2 separate regions of the Homo sapiens genome follow, and region 1 is linked to region 2. Evidence: chromatin contacts called from ENCODE Hi-C data. All regions are on one chromosome and are shown on one strand. Each heading gives the region's core, a stretch centred on a gene start or an enhancer-like site at or near the end of the contact. The rest is flanking DNA. Distances are from core to core; before and after follow the strand shown.

What was found. Hi-C counts contacts between places; a loop is a spot of excess contacts on that map. Pooled maps may share reads with other maps.
Region 1: a map of sigmoid colon shows a loop between it and region 2 (4-fold over the local background). The contact joins two enhancer-like sites. A Hi-C loop is called at or near these places in 3 of 168 maps with a recorded cell type or tissue (B cell, sigmoid colon and tibial artery) and 12 of 50 pooled maps.

Annotation. Positions count from the first base shown.
Region 1 is chr6:3,730,700-3,736,091 of GRCh38, reverse strand. The region is part of intron 3 of PXDC1 (PX domain containing 1); the gene reads left to right. Among named protein-coding and RNA genes, the nearest start is that of PXDC1, 18 kb to the left of the region's middle. RefSeq lists a silencer at 3,443-3,737. Within about 2 kb of position 3,412, at least 3 of the 41 ENCODE cell types and tissues checked have a DNase peak (open chromatin) inside an H3K27ac peak, as active enhancers do.
Region 2 is chr6:3,354,010-3,360,065 of GRCh38, reverse strand. All of the region lies in intron 3 of SLC22A23 (solute carrier family 22 member 23), which reads left to right. Among named protein-coding and RNA genes, the nearest start is that of PSMG4, 98 kb to the right of the region's middle. RefSeq lists an enhancer at 3,033-3,923. Within about 2 kb of position 3,890, at least 35 of the 41 ENCODE cell types and tissues checked have a DNase peak (open chromatin) inside an H3K27ac peak, as active enhancers do.

The sequences.
Region 1 (5,392 bases), core at 2,163-4,662, 380 kb before region 2:
ATTATGGGCCACAGCACAAGTGGGATTCTGAATTGTGTGCTTGGGAGAACTGGGTGGGGTGGGCAGGTTCTGGAACCTGGAGTGGAAGATGGGTTTGTAGATATTAATAGGATTGTGTGTGCGCAGGGTGGTGGCACACCTGACCCTGTCTGTGGCTGCTGCTTTGTTTTGTTTTTTACTTTTTTGTTTGTTTTTACTGACACATAATTATTGTACATATTTATGGGGTAAAGTGTGATGTTTTGATACATGTGTATATTGTGTAAAAATCAAATCAGAGTATTTAGCATTTCCATTATCTCAAACATTCATCTTTTCTTTGTGGTGAGAACATTCAAAATCCTCTCTTCCAGCTATTTTGAAATACACAAGGCAGTACTGTTAACCCTTGTCACCTTACTGTGCAGTAGTACAGCAGAGCTTATTCCTCCCACTGTCACTTCGTGCTCACTGACCAGCCTTTCCCTGTCCACCGCTGGCCCCTCCCCAGCCTCTGGTAACCACTGTTCTACTTGCTGCTTCTATGATCTCCCCTTCTCTAGGTTCCAAATATGGGTGAGATCTTGTGACATTTGTCTTTCTGTGCCTAGCTTATTTCACTTAACGTAATGCCTGCAGGCTCATTCATGTTGCCACAAATGACAGCATTTCATTCTTTTTAATGGCTGAATAGTATTCCGTTGTGCATATGTACCACATTTCCTTTACTCATTCATTGGTAGCTAGACACTTTGGTGGTTTCCGTTGTGTGTTCTTGGCACCTTTGTCAAAAATCAGTTGGCTGTAAGTATATCGATTTATTTCTGTGTTCTCTATTCTGTTCCATTGGTCTATGTGTCTTTTTATGCCAGTACCATGCTGTTTTGTTTACTGTAGCTCTGTCGTATATTTTGAAATTGTGTAGTGTGATGCCTCTGGCTTTGCTCAAGATTGCTTTGGCTATTTGGCATCTTTTTTGGTTCCATATACATTTTAGGATTGTTTTGCTCATTTTTGTTGTTGTTGTTTTGTTTGTTGGTTTTGTTTTGTTTTGAGACAGGGTCTCCCTCTGTTGCCCAGGCTGGAGTGCGGTGGTGCAGTTACAGCTCAAGTGATCCTCCTGCCTCAGCCTCCCAAGTAGCTGGGACTACAGGCGTATCCCATCATGCCAGGCTAGTTTTTGTATTTTTTGTAGAGATGAGGTTTTGCCATGTTTCCCAAGCTGGTCTGAAACTCCTGAGCTCAAGCAATCCATCTGCCTTAGCCTCCCAAAGTGCTGGGATTATAGGTATTAGCCACTGCGCCCGGCCTAGGATTGATTTTTTTTTCTATTCCTGTGAAGAATGTCATTTGTATTTTGATGGGGATTGCGATGAATTTGTAGATCACTTTGGGTGGTATGCTGCTTTTGATATCTCCCTAAGATACCTTCCTATGTGCCTTTAGACAAGAGCAGTGAGTACAGGAGCCCCTTTTTAGCTGGCACTGGGTCTCCAGAACCTTTATGGGAGAGTGAGGATGACTGGGTCCTTTTTCCTGGCTGGGTGTCTATGGATCCTCATCTCAGAGGGCTCACAGAGGGCTCTGGAGTCCTAATTGTCTATTGCTCTGGGTTTTGCATTTTGTAGTGCAGAGCATGGGGAAGCCTGGTTCTTTAGTCTGAGTGGGGAGAGTCCTAGCACCAGTGTCTCTGTTTTGGTTTGTTTTGCTCTGTTTGGGCAACCCAGAGATCAAGGAGCAGCAGAGTCCTCTTAGTGCCTTGCCTTATGGGAGGTGCTGGCCCCCGAGTGAGAGGGATAGATTAGAGGCCTGGAGCCACCTCTGATGGAGAAGCTCCTGAGGCACAGTGCCCGGCACATGCTTCAGCCTGCCCTGGCCTCCCGTCTCTATCAGCGATGTGTATGAACACATGGCCCACGTGGACCCTAAGGGGCGAGCATAGTGAGACGAAATTTAACAGGGAGAAACGTAGAGTCTCATGTTGCCATTGAAAGTATGTTTTCTTTGCCTTTTTGCAAGGGCTGAGGACAGGTTTCAGCCACGGCTGTCTGTGGCCTTCCGTGTGTGATGGGGGTGCAGTGTCCAGGTCTAGGAAGGCAGGGGTCCTGGCCTCCTTATGCAAGTCAAGACTGTCCCCGGGATGCAGCAAGATGAATTATTACATCCAGAGAAGAGTGTCTGGTGGGCAGGGGTCAGAAGAATGGGAGGAAATGTGGAAGAGCAGCTAGGAGGAAGGGGATGCCACCTTCAGATGTTGGCGGGCTGCCATGGGAAGGGGTCAGGTGGGGGCTGGCACTAGGCCTGTGGGTAGAAGTAACTGTGGGCGACTTTGGCTCAGCACAGAACACGTTCTAACATCTGGGGCTGCGTAACCATGGAGTCTGCACCAGCCAGTGGCTAACAGTCTCAGTGCAAAGTCTGGGGGCCCGGAGGTGTTGCTGCAGGAGGCGGCAGGCGGTATGGCCTCTTGCAGCCTTGCAGAGCCGAGGGTCTCAAGTGCTCTGAGTGTTTCCTCCTCTTCCTCTTCTCTGCCGGTCACCGAGTCTGGTTTTCTTTCTCTGAACCCCCCAGACCTTCCGATCTCTGTTCCCGGTCTAGCTCGCCCCTCACTGTGTCTAAGGGAGCTTCTTAATCTAGAGCAGTTGTGCCTGCCGGTGGCGAGGCGGTACACCCACGCACACCATGGCAGATACCTCCCTTCAGGAGTGTTTTTTAATGAAATTACTATTGACAATAAATAGCCCCAACATCCCTTTGAGAAAATGGCTCACACATAGGCACACCATGTTCTCAGTCTTGGTCCCATATTTGGCATGTTTCTGGATCTGTGGCTCCCCAGGCTGAGGCGCGGGGTCCAGAGAGTCCTGGCATCACCTGAGACTGTCCACACGGCTTTCTCTCATGCGTCCCCCTTTCTCCAGGATATGAACCCGAGGACTGAGCCAGTCATCCCAAAGCTCTGACCTCTGAGGCTTATTAACTGTCTTAAAAGCTCACTCTCACCATCAAGCCCAAGTTCTTGGTCATTCTGGGCATTCAGAGCCTAGCCCACGCTAGCCTTTTGATGTTGTCACCTCCACTCCAGAGCCTCAGCCTCCTGCAGGGGACTGGCCAGCCGTTGCATGGACTGTGGCCCTGCAGGGTCCTTCGTGCAAACCTGCCTGTCCACTGCTGTCCTGGTTAATTCCATTCATTCCCGGCCGAGAGCCCACATCCACCCTCCTCCTCCATTTCTTATGCCACTGACATACGTGTAGGGAGGTGGTGCCATGGGGAACAGGCACTGACTGTCTCTGCTCTCATGATGTAGGCTGGGGATGGGGACCTGCAGGTGCTGAGTACCTTGGCTTTTCTAGGATCGTTTAGTTGTCAGGAGCTCCACTAGATGGCGCCCGGCGCTAGCAGGCGCGGCGACTGTTTCCACATCCTGGGGCCACGGTGAGGACAGTCAGGATGGACTGCATCCCTTGGCAGTGCTTCCAACCAGTACAGCCTTAATCATTCTTTGTCCCAATGCTTATCAAATGTAAGAAAGCAAGAATTTAGAGCGTTCTGCCTCATGGCTGCAGCTGTGCAATGTAAAAGGAAATGCAAACCTCAGCTTCGATCTGGCAACTTGGACTCATCAATCTCAGCCACAAAATCTGACCATTCAGGTTTAAGAGGCCTGGAAATGAATCACAATTTTATTTTTCATTAATCTGGCTTCTGGCCAATCTCAACCTTAGTTTCACTATGTAGGGGTAGCCCAGCTAGCCAGTTAATACAAGGGCACTGCTTTGGGTTTTGTTCCGTTGCTGGAGTACATGGGAAATACAGTGGGAGAGAGGAGGTGAAAGGGAGGAAGGCTAGAGTATGAATGCTTTCACGGCTGAGACCGCGTGTCTGCTGAGAAAAGGAATAGAGTTATTGAAGTGAGGGGTTGTGACGTTTGTGGGGCTATGAAAACATAGCTGCATCTAAAAAACAGAAAAATTGCCATCAGGCAAACAGACACATTGGTAATTGTTGCAAAAAAGATCCATTGATTGATAGATGCAAAGATTTGTGAGTGAAACTGAGGAGAAACAGGATTTGCATAGCTGCAAGGCATCCTCCTTCAATTAACTACAAAGGGAAAGGTGGTAACTTCGCTGTGGAAACAGCTGGCAGAAGCCTCCTCACCAGGCACTCCACAGCAGCCTCAGCAGCAGCAGGACCTGTCAGCCTCAGCCCCACCCCCATATGCCACTCCAGGTCTCATGCAGCGTCACTGTGTAGGGTTCCTGCCAAAAATGCATCACCTCAATCGAATCACTCTGAAACTGCCAACAAACCCAAATCGAGGGACATTTGCTAAAATAGCTCAGTCCTCTCTAAGAGTGCTACGGTCATGAGGGACAAGGAACGATGGAGGAACTGTCAGAGGTCGCAGAAGACCAAGACAGAGCAACTCATTGCAGCAAGAGATCCTGGATTGGGGCCCCCACGGAAAAGAGGAACGTTGGTGGAAAGACTGTTGAAATTCAAGTGAAGGAGGTCTTTCATTTAGTTAACAGAATTGTGCCAATGTCAGTTTCCATGGAAGAGCAGGGCTGCTTTCATTTGGAAAAATATGAGTGTAAAAAAATAGCTTGAAAGTCAACTATTTCATGGAATCAGTCATGTATGTGATTAAAATGGCTACATTGGTCAAAGATTCTTGCTATAGATACTAAGCTGACTTCTAAGACATTCACACTGTATGTTTGAAGAGAGGCTCAGATGCTATAATTTTTCTTGAATGACAGCATTTTCTTCCGTTCTTTTTTATTTACATCATAACAGATCTGAGGACATTACTAACAATGATCATAATAGCTGTGAGGAAATGCGGACCTCAGCCTTGATACGGCTGTTTGGACTCATCAATTTCAGCCACAAAATCTGATTATTTAGGTTTAGGGGGCCTGGAAATAGAACACTGTTTTTCATTAATCTGGCTTCTGTATAATGTCAACCTTATTTTTACTAAATAGGGGTAGCCCAGTTAGGCAATTAATAAAAGGGCACTGAATGATCATGATAGATCACTCAGGACTCTTTATTGAGCCCTCAGTATTTGCTAGATTCTTTACATACATCATCTCAAGTTAGTCTGCACAATGGCCTTTGGAATGGATACCTTTATTTCCATTGTACAGATGAAGAAACTGAGCAAGAAGTAACCTGCTCTCCAGGCATAAGTAGCAGAGCCTTCCCCAGCTGCAGTCTGCATGCTTTCCTACCTGCTCGTGCCTCCTGAGGAGCCAGCATTCCACACTGAGACACGCCATGCTTGCTAGTGCTCTGGCCGAAGGCACATGGCAAGTTATCAGTGGATTTTGTTACAAGTCAGGCTCCCTGGTCCCGTAGCAATGAATCTCAATGCAGCCTTTTGCCTGAAGGTACAAGT
Region 2 (6,056 bases), core at 2,641-5,140:
AATTTGCCTACCTAAGAACCTATTTAAGTGGATCATGCAATATTTGTCCTTTTGTGACTGGCTTACTTCACTTAGCATAATGTCTTCAGGATTCCCTCAGAACAAGGACCTCTAAGGACAAAAATAAGTGAAAATAAGAAAAAAAGAAAAAATGCTTCCTTTATACTATAGCATATGTTGGATATGGCCTCCCTTTTTAAGGCTGAGTTATATTTCATCCTCTGGATGGATCACATTTTCTTATCCATTCATCTGTTGATGGACACCTGCGTTGCTCCCACCTTTTGGCTGTTGTGAATATGCTGCCGTGAACATAGGTGTGCAAATATCATTTCAGGTCCTTGCTTTCACTTTTGGGGGGTTATACCCAAAAGTGGCATTGCTGAGTCAGATGGTAATCCTCTGTTTAATTCTATGAAGAACAGGGATATTGTTTTCTCCAGTTGGCTGCACCGTTGTACATTCCCACCAGGAATGTACTGGTGCACCAGGGTTCCAGTTTCCCCACATTCTTGTCAGCACTTGTTATTTCCTGTTTGTTTGACAGCAGCTACCATCCTGATGGATGTGAAGGGCTACCACATTGTCGCTGTGATGTACATTTCCCCGATGACAGTGACGTTGAGCATCTTTCCATGTGCTTCTTGGCCATCTGTATGTCCTCTTCAGTTTTTGTTTTGTTTTAAACTTGCACTCAGATGGATAGTTATATGTGTGACCTAAGGAGAACCACTCAGTGATGAAGAATAAACGTGGCAACACCAGCTAGCATAGCTTAGCAGCATCTGTTATCTGCCTGAGGGCGGTGAATTCCCAGTGAGATGCTCATTCTAGTACTGTCCTAGAATGAAATGAGTCTCAGCTGGCATGTTCCTCGCTCTCCTTCTCGGTGCCCATCTTTTTCTTAGTTGAAATGATCTGTGATTCTGGATGCAGCCCGTGTTGTTCTGGGACGTCTCTGTATTGCACTAAATTAATAAAGGAGCTTTCATTTTTGCAGTTATGTATTTTGAATTCCCTATTCTCTCTTCATCCTGAATGACTGAGACTTGATTAGACATCGGCACAGCGCACCTGACATGGCGCTGACATGGAAATGCAATGGGTGGCAGCTCGGGGTGCAGACCCCACCCAGGATGCTGTGCCCGAGGGGAGCCAGGGCTTCCCTTTGAAATGGCAAAGGTTCCCACCATCCCTCCAGCCCCCGATGGCAGATCCCTTCTCACTTCTTCCTCACTGGAGCTGTGACTCCTTCCGGTGTTTTCCTTGGGTTGATGAAACAGAAACTCTCCTGGGGCCTTTTTTATTTTATTTTTTAATTTTATTTGTGGTAAGAACATCTAACATGAGACCCACCCTCTTAACAGGTTTTTTCAGTGTACAGCACAGTATCGTGAACTATAGACACAATGTGTGCAGCAGAGTTCCAGAGCTTATTCATCTCGCCTGCCTGAAAGCTGATGCTAGTTGACGAGCAACTCCCCATGTCTCCCTCCCTCTACCCCCGGCAACCATCAGCCCACTCTTTGATTTTCTGAATTTGCCTATTTTTACATGCCTCATGTAAGTGGAATCATGTAGTATTTGTCCTTCTGTGACTGGCTTATTTCACTTAACATAATTCCTCCAAGTTCATCCACGTGTCGTACGTGTCAGAATTTCATTCGTTCTTAAGCGGAATCATATTCTATTGTATTTTTCACTGTGTTTCGTGTGTCCCTTCACCTATCAGTGGACCTCTGCGTTGTTTCCATATCTTGGCTGTTGTGGATAACACTGCAGTGAACGTGGGAGCGCTCACGTCAAGTGCTTTGAGATCCTAATTTCAATTCTTTTGGATAAGTACCTGGAAGTAGAATCACTGGATCATATGGCAGTTCTAGTTTTAGTTTTTTGAGGAACTGCCATACTGTTTTCCATAATGGCTGCACCATTTTTGCATCCCTACCAACAGTGTTTAAAGGTTCCAATTTCTCTCCATCCTGGGGACTTTGATACTGAGAACCTAACCTGTCTAGCCTCTTCTGCACTGGCCGCCTTTGCAAGAGCTGGTTGCCTCTCTGAAAACTCTCCTCCCAGGCCTCTTCCCTTCCCCTCACCCACATGGCAGGACAGTCCTACTTCCTTTTCCCTTAAGGGAAGATTCAAATGCTGCTTCTTTGGTGAAGTCTTCCCCAGGCCTCGTCCCTTTCTTTGCATTCCTGTAGCACAGAACCCCATCTGTGTCTTATAGGCACGTGTCTCTTCATCAGACTGTGAGCCCCTTGAGGCCGGTGGTGTGGCTTCATCTCGGCATCTCCCCTGGCATGGTGCTACCTCATCCTCCTTGCTGAATAAGTGAATGAAATGCATTCATTATACACAGCCGCCTTCTGTTTTCCATTATTTGTCATTATTCAGTGTGTTCTGTGAACCAGGAGCTGGGCATGGCTTGTTGAATAAGAACACAGTCCCTAAACTAAGGAGCTTTTAGGCTGGTAACCAAAAAGGGAAATTCTAAATTTTTTTATGATAAGCTTTTAGATATCTTTTTGATATTTAGAATGAAGTAAACACAGTAGATGTAGTCCAATTTTGGAAATCATTTAAGACCTGAGCCTAATTGAGCAGGTAGAAAGCCAGGAAGAACACACCTACTTTGTATTTGCAGTCCTTTCCTCATGCTAATTGATAAGGCGATTAATCCTTACACTATTGCTGAGCCACAACCCCATTTAAAAATAAAAATTAGGAAAGCTGTCTGGATAATTATTAGCAAAGACTTTACAGAGGCTGGGATAAGTCCTCCAGCTGGTTGTTTGCACTGGGAGTTTTACAGTGTACTTGACCTTTGCTTAAGGTAAGGGAGTTTGTTTGGCAAAAACAATGATACATATTTCCATGGCATTGGAATCCTGCTGGATTTCTGAGACTCTGGGAATGCAGATGTGGGCACTGGAGTAAATGTGAGCATTTCATTACAGTGCCTGCCTTGTTTTGGGTTTTTTTTTTTTTTTTTTTTTTTTTTTTGGCTCTGTTTTGGTTTTCTCTTCCAGGCTGTATTGCTAGGTTTACTGCTTTAAAATTGTCTTTATGGTCCAGGCTGCTGCAGCCTTTAGAACAAACCACGACAGTTGGGATCTAGAAGCCTGCGCCTCTCCTAGAGACACCACCTGCATCACAGTGTCGGTGACCTGACCTTTGAAGGGGCCATTTCCCATCTTGGAAATGGGGATACTACTTGATATTCTTATTTATAGGATTTGGTGAGGGCATATGAGGTAACACATCCACAGATGCTCTGAAGGGCTTGAGCGGGATCCTGCACCTTATTACAGGTGGTTGTTGGTATCTTGGGCAGGTTTCAAGACCTGGAGGTTCAAGCCAGCCCATCTCACTGCTGAGCCAATAAGGAGGAAGACAACAGGGTTACAACAAAGCTTCAGGCTTAGGAAGAAATGTTTCACGTGGATGGTGTCCTGGCCAGCGGGTTTGGTTCTAAAATAAACACTACTGTCTCTGGGGCTGAAGATTTGCCCAGGACAATGAAGCAGCCAGCGGGAGGGTAGTGCAGAGCCGGTAAGTTTAGGGTCAGCTTTATTTTCACAGGCAAATGAGGAAGTGAGAGGCTGCTAAAATCACTCCTCTGAGGCTTCCCCTGCCCCTTGGATGAGGTCGCTGCCATCTCTGAGATGGGGGTGTGGCCTGTTACCCTTGTAGGCACCGAGGGTGGATCTAAGACACTGTTTTACCATCCAATCCTGTCAGCGGTTCCATGGCCCACCGGTTTCCTTTTGAATGTTTCCAGGAGCCAGAAGTCCAGATCCCAAGGGCTGGCACGCAGAAGGAGGGCCCTCCCGAGAGAGCACGCGTGCTTCGATTTCTTTCGTGATTATGAGATGTTTCTGATGTCACGTGTATCTGCTACCCGGACTCGGAAACAAGCCTCATTAATAAGTCCCACCCTCCCGCCTCCACCCACCCCCGCCTCCTCCCGCCTCCTCCCCCTCCCGCGCCCCCCGCCTCCTCCCCCTCCCCTGTCCACAAGTCTCCCCACCCCGTTTGCTGTTTTTCATCCTCATGAGTTTCGTTAGGTTTTCCCACATCTAGAACACTGCGTTGTACAGTTTTGCCTTTAAAAAAAAACTTCCTACAAATGCTGTCGTACTGTGTTTGTTTTTCTGAACTTCCTTCTTTTTTTAATACCTCAGCGTTATATCCAGTGGCTCCTCCGTGTCGATGCGGAGACAGGGAATGAGTGAGAGCGACGCCGGCTTTGAGAGCTGGGGTTTGTGCAGGGCTGAGTGAGACCTTGGGCTCCCGTGGCCCAGAACTTAAGAAATAGCAAATGAGAATAGTAGATGAGCCAGAAATTGAGAGTAAATTTGGGAAGGCACAGAAAGGACTGACCAGGCATCAAGTGGCCTAGCTCTGGAGCCTGGGAGTGGGGCTGATACAGGGAGCGGGGCGGGAGGGCCCAGACCTAGCCCAGACTCATGAGAACGGTAACCTTGTTATGACCTTGGCCTTCACACAATAACTTCCCTCTGCCCAGCAACGTCCTGTTCTCTTATACACATGGTAAGAGGGAAAATATCTATCTATAAATACATTTATATTTCTAAGAGATCATCATGGAGATTTTTTTTCTCGACCCAGGGAGGGTTGCTTTGTTGCATAGAACAGGGTGTGACGAACCCACGAGCAGCATGCTTGTCTTCCTCCCGTCTTTTAAGTTCAAAGGCTTCTCACTGTACCTAATAAGTCGATGTCTTTACTGATATTATTTCTGATTTCCAGTTTGAAGATGAGAAAACTGGTGGTTATCAAGGCCTCTCTATTCATCCCATTTTATTTGAAGAGCTACTGGATAGTATTTGGAGGGAGACTTTTTTTTTTTTAGCTGGGGAGGGTGGCGGCCACAAAGACAGGGAGCTGTTTCCAAGCAGATAGAGGGTAGGAGCCCAAAGATAAGGATTTGAATACTGCCATGTGGAGAGGCGCTGGTTTTTTTTGTTTGTGTTTTTATAAACTCGGTAGTAGGAATATCTTTTATTGTTTTTCCTGTTGCCTGTTTAAAGGAAAGAGTGTAGCACAAATTGTCCAAATGCCTTGTGCTTTTAGGGGCAGAGTTAGATACTGTCACCCTCTGGCCCTCAGGTCCTGCTTTGTCTGTTCTGCGTGTTGTCTACCCATGAACTAATGAGGCTGCCTGCTTAATTGACCTGGAAAGACAAGTGTCAGTTGAAGAAGATGATGTTGAATTATGAGATTCAGAAACCCATTACATGGCTACTTGGCCCAGCATAGTACCTTCCCCATTTGTTAGACATTCACTATTTGATTAATTAGTAAGAAATTAGAGATGGTGTGGATCATTGAAATCTAGAGCAACCCCTCCAACACCTTGACTTCCCCCTAACACTCTTACTGGGACATCAACTAAAAACAGACTGTGTTTCAGTTCATCCATTGCTTTACCCACTAATAAATGGTTCACCCATCCTTTCTTGAGTGCCTGCTGGATGCTGGGTCTCTTGAGGATGGAAAGACATTGCCTTGCCTTTGAGGCACAGAGTCTCTGCTATATCGATGGATCTGACCACAGTACAGTGGTCACTACAATCGAGGAACTTATTAAATGCAGCAGGGACATGGAAAGAGAATCTGAATCTTCTTGAGATTTTCTTTTGTTTACCCAACCCACCTCATGTAAAGATGTAAAGGTACACAAGTCAAGAGAAGGAAAAGTCTGTGAGTGCCTTTAGTCACTTGCTCCTCCGTAAATGTGCACTTCCTGTTGAATTTACCTTTGAAGGGTCCTGAAAGGAGTGTCTTTGCCCATCCAATGCCCTGACTGCCTCTCCGTTGGGAGTGCACCATGCTATGTGTTTGTGTGAGCCTGTGTGTGTGTTTTGCTTAGAAGTTGCATGTGGCTCTTGTCTTGGCCATGCCAACTCTAAGGAGAAAACACATGTGATCACCATCGAAATTTCCACAATCCAATCAGGCCTGCCAAGGAGGTTTATGGGTCCAGATAAGTGGCTTAGCTACCTGTCACATCAAAGGATTCAGTC